Regions from separate parts of the Homo sapiens genome. Here regions 2 and 3 are each linked to region 1. Evidence: chromatin loops called from intact Hi-C (ENCODE). Cell type or tissue: GM12878. All regions are shown on one strand.

What was found. Peaks named below come from ENCODE experiments on the same cell type or tissue, not always from the same donor. Only the 100,000 strongest peaks of a DNase experiment are listed, where the experiment ranks them.
Region 2: it touches region 1 in a loop (2.2-fold over the local background); 1 of 110 quality-filtered maps calls a loop at or near these places.
Region 3: a loop joins it to region 1, with 5 times the contacts of the local background. A loop is called at or near these places in 1 of 110 quality-filtered maps.

What each region holds. Positions count from the first base shown.
Region 1 is chr3:6,131,454-6,133,953 of GRCh38, reverse strand. The region is part of intron 3 of LOC105376942 (a long non-coding RNA gene); the gene reads right to left. Among named protein-coding and RNA genes, the nearest start is that of GRM7-AS3, 670 kb to the left of the region's middle. In GM12878, no CTCF peak of the experiment used is centred here; a DNase peak (open chromatin) is centred at 1,103; H3K27ac peaks cover 1,119 bases.
Region 2 is chr3:5,951,523-5,954,022 of GRCh38, reverse strand. No RefSeq gene overlaps it. Among named protein-coding and RNA genes, the nearest start is that of MIR4790, 700 kb to the right of the region's middle. In GM12878, no CTCF peak of the experiment used is centred here; no DNase peak of the experiment used is centred here.
Region 3 is chr3:6,228,593-6,231,092 of GRCh38, reverse strand. No RefSeq gene overlaps it. Among named protein-coding and RNA genes, the nearest start is that of GRM7-AS3, 580 kb to the left of the region's middle. In GM12878, no CTCF peak of the experiment used is centred here; DNase peaks (open chromatin) are centred at 1,152 and 1,935; H3K27ac peaks cover 2,008 bases.

The DNA of each region.
Region 1 (2,500 bases):
ACTTGAATTGTGAATTAAATCATTCAACCCAGGTTATCTTACTCAGTGGCCTGCCTTTTTAACTATCTTGAATACCTATGATTGAAACAAGTCAAGAAAGTTAGGAAAGAAGGAGAAGGAGTGCCTATCCCTCTCTTTGGGGATAAAGAGAGGTTTTCAGGAAGAAGTGATGCCTAAGCTAAGATATAATGGATAGTTGTATTTATTCACAAAGGAGTGAGGGAGAACATAGAAAGAGCATTCTACACAGAAGGAACATCTAGAATGAAGGCCTGCTAGCTTGAGAAAAGATGACGTATCAGTCAGTTACTGTTATGCAACAAACCACCCCAGACATCAGTGGTACTTAGCTTTTTGCATATGTGGGGTTCATCTAATCGATGTTATGCAATGCTGGTATTGGCTGGGACCGGTCATGTGTCTGTGGGTCTCTGCTCCGTGTATCTCTCATCATTCACCTGGTACAAGGCCTTTCTCTTAGCAATGGCTGAAGAATAGGCGGGAATATAGAAGCAAGACAGTGCTTGAGAACTAGAGAGAAAAGCAGTGCGCCATCACTTCTGCATCGGTCTGTTGGCCAAAGTTATCAGCGGATTGAATGCAGTGGTAGAGAATTACACTAAAACCAGAGAAGGCACTGCAGTTTCATTGAGAGGGTGTAGATAAGCGAAAGGGTGAATAGTCAGGGCAATCACGAATGCAAATATAATGCACACAGCTAGGAACTGAAAGTGGACATAATAGCTGCCACTAGAGATGCTGGGGAGCTTACAAGCAAAACAACTGTAGAATTTAGCCCAAAGTCTATGTTAGTGATGTTTGTAGGGAAATGCAAGATGGTAATATTAATGCCACTACACTGGAGCAGTTTCCTCTTTGCAATATCCAGGGTCCTTCTTTTCCCTCTCATCTTGTAATGGTCGTCCTGAAAGTTTATTTCTCAAATTTGTAAATTCTCTAGAAACCAAGGTGTCCCTGAGGCCACTGCACCACCAATGCACTTGACTGTGTACTGCTAATCAGCGTCTCTGTTCTTCTACTTTTACTAAATGACTCTCAATGTGTACCAAAGTGATGGGAAGAGGAAACAGCATTTTCTGTTTCAATGGTGTGCACGCTATCCTCTAATTCAGAAACTTTCAGCCTCTTGTCACAGAGCCAGTTCTCCTGACCACACACCTTGGTTTGAAAATCACAACATATGGCCTGTTTCTAATCACTTCAGTTAGGGAAGGTGCTCTTTGATTTTATCTAAATTACAGTGCCCAAAGTGTAATGAATTTGCTCTCCCTTTCCAGTTGTCACAGGGAAAACCAGCTTAGAGAGTATGGGAGAGGTTTAAAGCTTAGAATGAGAAAGATTCAGTCAAGTGTCATTTTCAGAGGGAAAATACATTTTTCCTTAGTCACAGTCAGGCTTTCAATTCTGGAAATTCTAAAAGTATTTCCATGTAAGACACTTAATTACATTATTATTATTATTATTTATTGTTTGCCCTAATGATTTCAAAATATCCAGAGATGAATGGAATTCCTTTTTCAGAAATCACAATAAACACCTAAAATCTTTCCATCGTTTTAATTCAAGCTGATTCTGTGATATTCTATCATTATTTGTGACTTGAGGGCGGAGAAAATGTCTCTGAGGCAAAAATTGTTTTTTAACCAAAAATTATTTCATGTTATTGTTTGTGAGAGCAAGAGAGTATAGACACATAGGATTGGATTTAAGAACTGGTTTCTTATGGGCTACGGAGCCATGGACAGACAGGTTAGAATCTTAATATACATATTAATAAGTGAAAAAAGCCAATCTGAAAAGACTACATACTATGTGATTCCAACTTTGTGATATCCTGGAAAAGGCAAAACTATGGAGCCAGTAAGAGGACCAGTGGTCACCAGAGATTGGTTAAGCACAAAGGAATTTTTGGGCAGTGAAAATACTCTATATGATACCATAATGGTGGATACAGGTCATTATACATATGTCAAAACCCATAAAATGTGCAACACCAAGAGTGAATCCTAGTATCATCTATGGACTTTTGGTGATACTGATGTATTAATACATGTTTATCAATTGTAACAAATGTACCCACTCTAGTGGGGGATGTTGATAGTTGGGGAGACTGTGCAGTGGTGGGGGAAGGAGATATATGGAAAATCTTGGTACTTTATTCTCAGTTATGCTGTGAACCTAAAACTATTCTTAAAAAAATTAAGTCTTGAAAATGGTTACTTTGAAGTTACATAAAAATTCGTGAAAATATATGCAAATACAAATAATAAGAAAAGAAAAAAATAGTATCAGACATTTTCAAGTAAATAACTCAAACAATACTAAAATATAATGTAAAGTGAAACCTGAATAAAACTTAAATCCTCATCTTTTTGTGAAATTTATTTGGACCGATTTTCTTGACTAATAACCAATACTTTACACAGAATATATCAGTTTATTTAAATGTGCTTCTTTTCACTTTTTTTCATCTCAAGAC
Region 2 (2,500 bases), 180 kb after region 1:
GAAGAGATAGCAAGAGTTGTCATGAGTGTGGAGAAAAGGGCACTCTGACACTGTTAGTGGGAATGTAATTTGGCATATCAATTATGGAAAACAGTATGGAGGGTCCTAAAAACTAGGACTAAAACTACCATATAATCCAGCAATCCTGCTACTGGTTATATATCCAAAGGAAACGAAGTCAGTATTTTGAAGAGATAGCTGCAGTCCCATGTTTATTGCAACAGCATTCACCATAGCCAAGATATGGAAACAACTTAAGTTTCTATTGACAAGTTAATAAACAAAGAAAATGAAGAATTAAAAAAGAAGGAAATCCTGCCATTTGTGACAACAGGAATGAAGCTGGAGGACATTATACTCAGTGAAAAAAGCCAATTACAGAAGAACAAATACTGTGTCATCTCATTTATGATGAGATGATATTTTGAAATTTTAAAAAGTCAAACTCATAAAAGCAAAAAATAAAATGGAAGTTGCCAGGGACTGGGGGTTAGGGGAAGTGGGAGATGTTGGTCACAGGGTACAGAGTTTCAGTTAAAAGATGAATAACTTATGGGAATCTAAGTATACCTAATCTAATGGTGACTACAGTTAAAAATACCGATTGTGTACTTGAAATTTGATGATAGTAAATCTTAAGTGTTTTCACCACACACAGGCACACAAATGACAACTATGTGAGGTGACAGAGATGTTAATTATTTTCATTGTGGTAATCATTACACCATGTATAAATATATCAAATCACTACATTGTATGCCTTATATATAGACAATTTATGTTTATCAATTATACCTTAACAAAGCTAGAAAGGTTAAATAAATAACCATTTGAAAAATCCCTTAATTACAGCTTCTTATAATTCCAAAATAGGAGTGACACAATAAATTCGAAGTTTGCTTCAACATCTACTAACTTAATAGACCATTTAAGTATGTGATACATTTGCTTCCTTTATATTTGTCATTTTGAAATGAATTATGCTAAGTTTAATAGATTTGTGCGTCTCAAAGAAGCAGGTGGCTCCAGAGTTTGGATTTCTGATGAAGAGTATCTCAAGAATGTCACTGGGCATATAAAGCAGATTAAACACCTTGTTACGGCTAAATTCCTCTTCTGTGCCAAAGTCCCGTGGGCCTCCCCAAAGCCTTGCTGCACAGAAAAGGAAAAGTAGGAGAGTCTGGACGACATCGTCTGATAAAGGCTGCCAGTCAAGGGGACAATGGTGGACTCTTTCTTCCAAGCATTAACGAGAATGTTTTCAAACTTCCTCTGTACTTGTAGACAATTAAGGAAACTCACAGAATAACTGAGATAGAAAGTATTTAAAAAGCATGGAGTGTGATAGCATAGGAGAGGTAATTAGGAATTATATGTGTTATTTTGCAAATGAGAAAGTATAACTTTCTAAATGTCAAGGATAAAGATTTTTAAACAAAAGAAGGAGCAAGTGTATATAGACTGCTCTTCAGAGGATGAAGGCTGGAAGGCACTGCTTCTTTACTTTTTGTGCTTTTGAAGTCCTATATTCATTCACTGGCAGAAGATACAGGGCCCTGGATGTTCACTGGCATGTGCTTTTGGTGAATTTCATAGTCCTTAAGGGTGAATTAGGTGGTAGAGATGCCTCTGTTTAACTCAAAGTCTCTTTGTTTCTGTGAACTACACCTTGTAACACATTAACATTAAATATTATAATGGTTGCCTATTTGATTAAAATGCAGATTTCAGTTATGTTACAGATTTTTAATGATATCAAATAAAATCATAGAACAGGATTTCAGTTTGGGTCAGAGATTATTTTAAAATAAACTTCACAGTCACGAATTGCTCCATGAATATTTGAAGCAAGAAAGAAATGCCTTATTCTTCTTCTGCTCACAAACACTGGGCCAAGCTAAGTATAGAACAAATCAAGTATCTAGTAATCTGCTGGTGGGTTATTGGGGACAGTCTGATCAATCCATAAATACTTATTGAACATCTGTGAACTCCGAAAATTACCACAAATTCCTCAGAGAATTTTCTGAGACTGGGCATGGTTCCAGTAGGAAAACACATTTAGATATCAACAGTATCTTTTGTGCAGGGACAGTGGAAATTGTAGTTTCATTGTCATGAACTTGCTGTTCTTGTTCTAGCTATGTCAGTGATTTTCAACAATGGCTACACATTAACCTGGGAAGCTTCTACCACACTGATGCTCAGTCCCTACAAACTCTCCACTCACCAAAGACTATGATTTGATTGTTCCAGATACACCCAAGTATCAATATTTTTGTAAAGCCCCCCAGTATAACTCTAATATACAATAAGAATGATGAACCACTGTTAAAGATCATACAGAGTTCAGAAAATCTCCAGTCTTCTGGGAACAATTTAGGTCTTTTATAAGGTGTTTCCAGGAAGCTTCCCATATTATTTTAAACTCCTAGGAGACCACTGAAAAATAACCAACCATTTCAATGAACTTGGTAAATGTTACCTAGTTTCTGTCACT
Region 3 (2,500 bases), 97 kb before region 1:
GAGGGAAGAAGAGAATGAGGGAGGGAGGTAGCCATAATGATTTATGCCGTTGTTTCATGTCATTTTAGTCTCTAGATATCTTCTAATCAAAATAAAAATAAATTCTGGAAAGTAACAGTGATTATATTATTAGTTGCAAAGACATTGATGGGGAATTCTTTACCTGATTTTATAGTAGCGACAACTTCCTCAGTAAGATGGATACCAGTAAGTAAAGCTGTCAATAATGGAAACTAGAGCATGACAGAGGGCAGGTGTGACCAGCAGACCACAGTCCAAGGACTTTTGTACAACTAAGGCCACTGTGAGATTCCAGACACAGGGATGAATGTCAAAAAGCGGGTAGGAGAGTTGAGAGGCTAGGGAAAAAAATTACTGATAACTCTTCCTCCTATGTACCAGCTTATGAACTTTGGGCTTAGAAGTAACGTACCCATCACACAATGCATCCTGTCTGTTTCATTAGGTGAAAAGGAGCAATGGATGCCAGGAATGATTTAGGAGGAGGATCAGACTTGGAAACAGAAGAATTGGGCTTGGGAATACCTCCACCACTTCCCTACTGTCTGTTAGCTTACCTGAACCTATAAAAATGTACATAATCATAACAGACCTCCTAGGGCTGTTGTAAGTACAGAATCAAATAATATACCTGAAGCCTGCTGATGAATGTTCAAGCACTGGGCAGACCCAGTGAGGTGTTTTTGTTGCCCGGAGATAATTGAAACTAAAATCACTTTTGAGAGACAACTGAAAGTTTTCACACTTTGATCTCGTATGTATAATTTGGAAAATTATAGTGCATGGTCAGTTCTGAAACAGAGGAGGTAACTACTTATCTTTGACTTTCAAGGATTTGGGATGAAATTTGAAACCAAAAATCAAAGAATTACCTTGTGAAACATGCAGAAATCCCAGCCCTTAGCTGTGAAAAGCAAACTCATTTTAACTCTGAAATCCCCCACTATGGGAAATTTCAGAATATTCTCTTTGCGTAAAAAATGCACTGATTATAGACCAGAAACCACTGTAAATTCCAATTTCTGAAAAAGAAAACTACCCTGTGGGACAACCGCTATTTGTTTTTCTTTTAAAGAATAGGTGGTTGATTAAGACAGAAACAAATGCGCGTGGTGGCTCTTTAATTCTCACCAAAAAAGATCTGCTAATGACTAAACAAGTATGTGTAGCAGTTGAGTCTCTGGAAATTAAAAAATCAGCTTCACACAGACTTTCCAGAAATGAAACATCATGTGTAGCTAGCTATTCCTTCATTCTTACTTAAGTCACTAAGTGTTAAGTATGTCCACCAAAACCTATTAACAGCTAGAGAGTAACTGATAAGAACAATATTCACTACAACTGAGTAGTTAATGGCACAGACTTTACCAATCTCAGATCTGAACATATGGTCAAGATTTGATATCTGCCACACAAATGTGGGAATGTTCTTTTAATCTGAAAGTCTCAGTCTCATCCATAAAATAGGGATAATAATAGCCACCTCATAGTGTTGTGAAGGCCAAATGAGGTGGAGCAGGCAGAGCATTTGTCACAATGCCTGGCACAGGGTAGGTCCTCAGTAAGCCTTAGCTATGAAAATAAACACACTTAGACCTAAGCATCCGGGTATACAGCCCTAAGTTAGCCCACAGTACTATCATAATACAGGTCGATGCTATATTTGCCTTCATAATATGTTTCTACCTATTGAATTCTAAAGGTAAATTTCTTCCAAATCATCAAGCCAAATGGACATTTCAGAAAAAGAAGCTGTGACTGTCCTATAGATTTTTCTAATTATGAGTATGGAAGTCCCAAGCACAGGTTAAGTAAACACCTTGCAGCCAAGAACCCAAATATTTTGGTTTGTGTGCTCAGTATTGAAAGTTTGAACATGAAAGTTAAAATGGAAAGAGAATTTGGCAAATCAGTTTCCTTCTGACAGTAGGATGATCTCATTTCACATACGAACCCATTTAATGACTTGAGTCACATAACTAAAATCAATCACGTATTTTACCTAATGTAATCTAGTTCAACCAAGAAAGAATTACCATAGAAGACCTGGGCTTACTGCTGGAAATAATACTAGAATACAAAATGTATTAACCCCACAAAAGAGCTCAAACTCATGATGATTTTGCATTTTATTTCTGAAATGAATCGTAATTACCTGTCCCCTTACACCTGTTCAACCCTTTACTCCCAAATAAATCATAGGAACATGGATTGGAAATAGCCTTAAATAAAACATATTTAATGCAGCAAATACAGCACCCCAGTCCACGTAAGTTCTGACAAATATAGTCTTATGATTTCTAACAGCTTTGCAGGAGATGACAAGTGCCCCTTTGAAGCACTGTCATTGTTCCATGTTGGAGAATGGAGTATACTGGTATACAAGCTCTCCCTGACTGTGGCTAGATGAAATGGCATTGCCCAGGAAAGAAATAATGGGACAAATCATTGCTATAAACACAACGTTATAATATTCTAC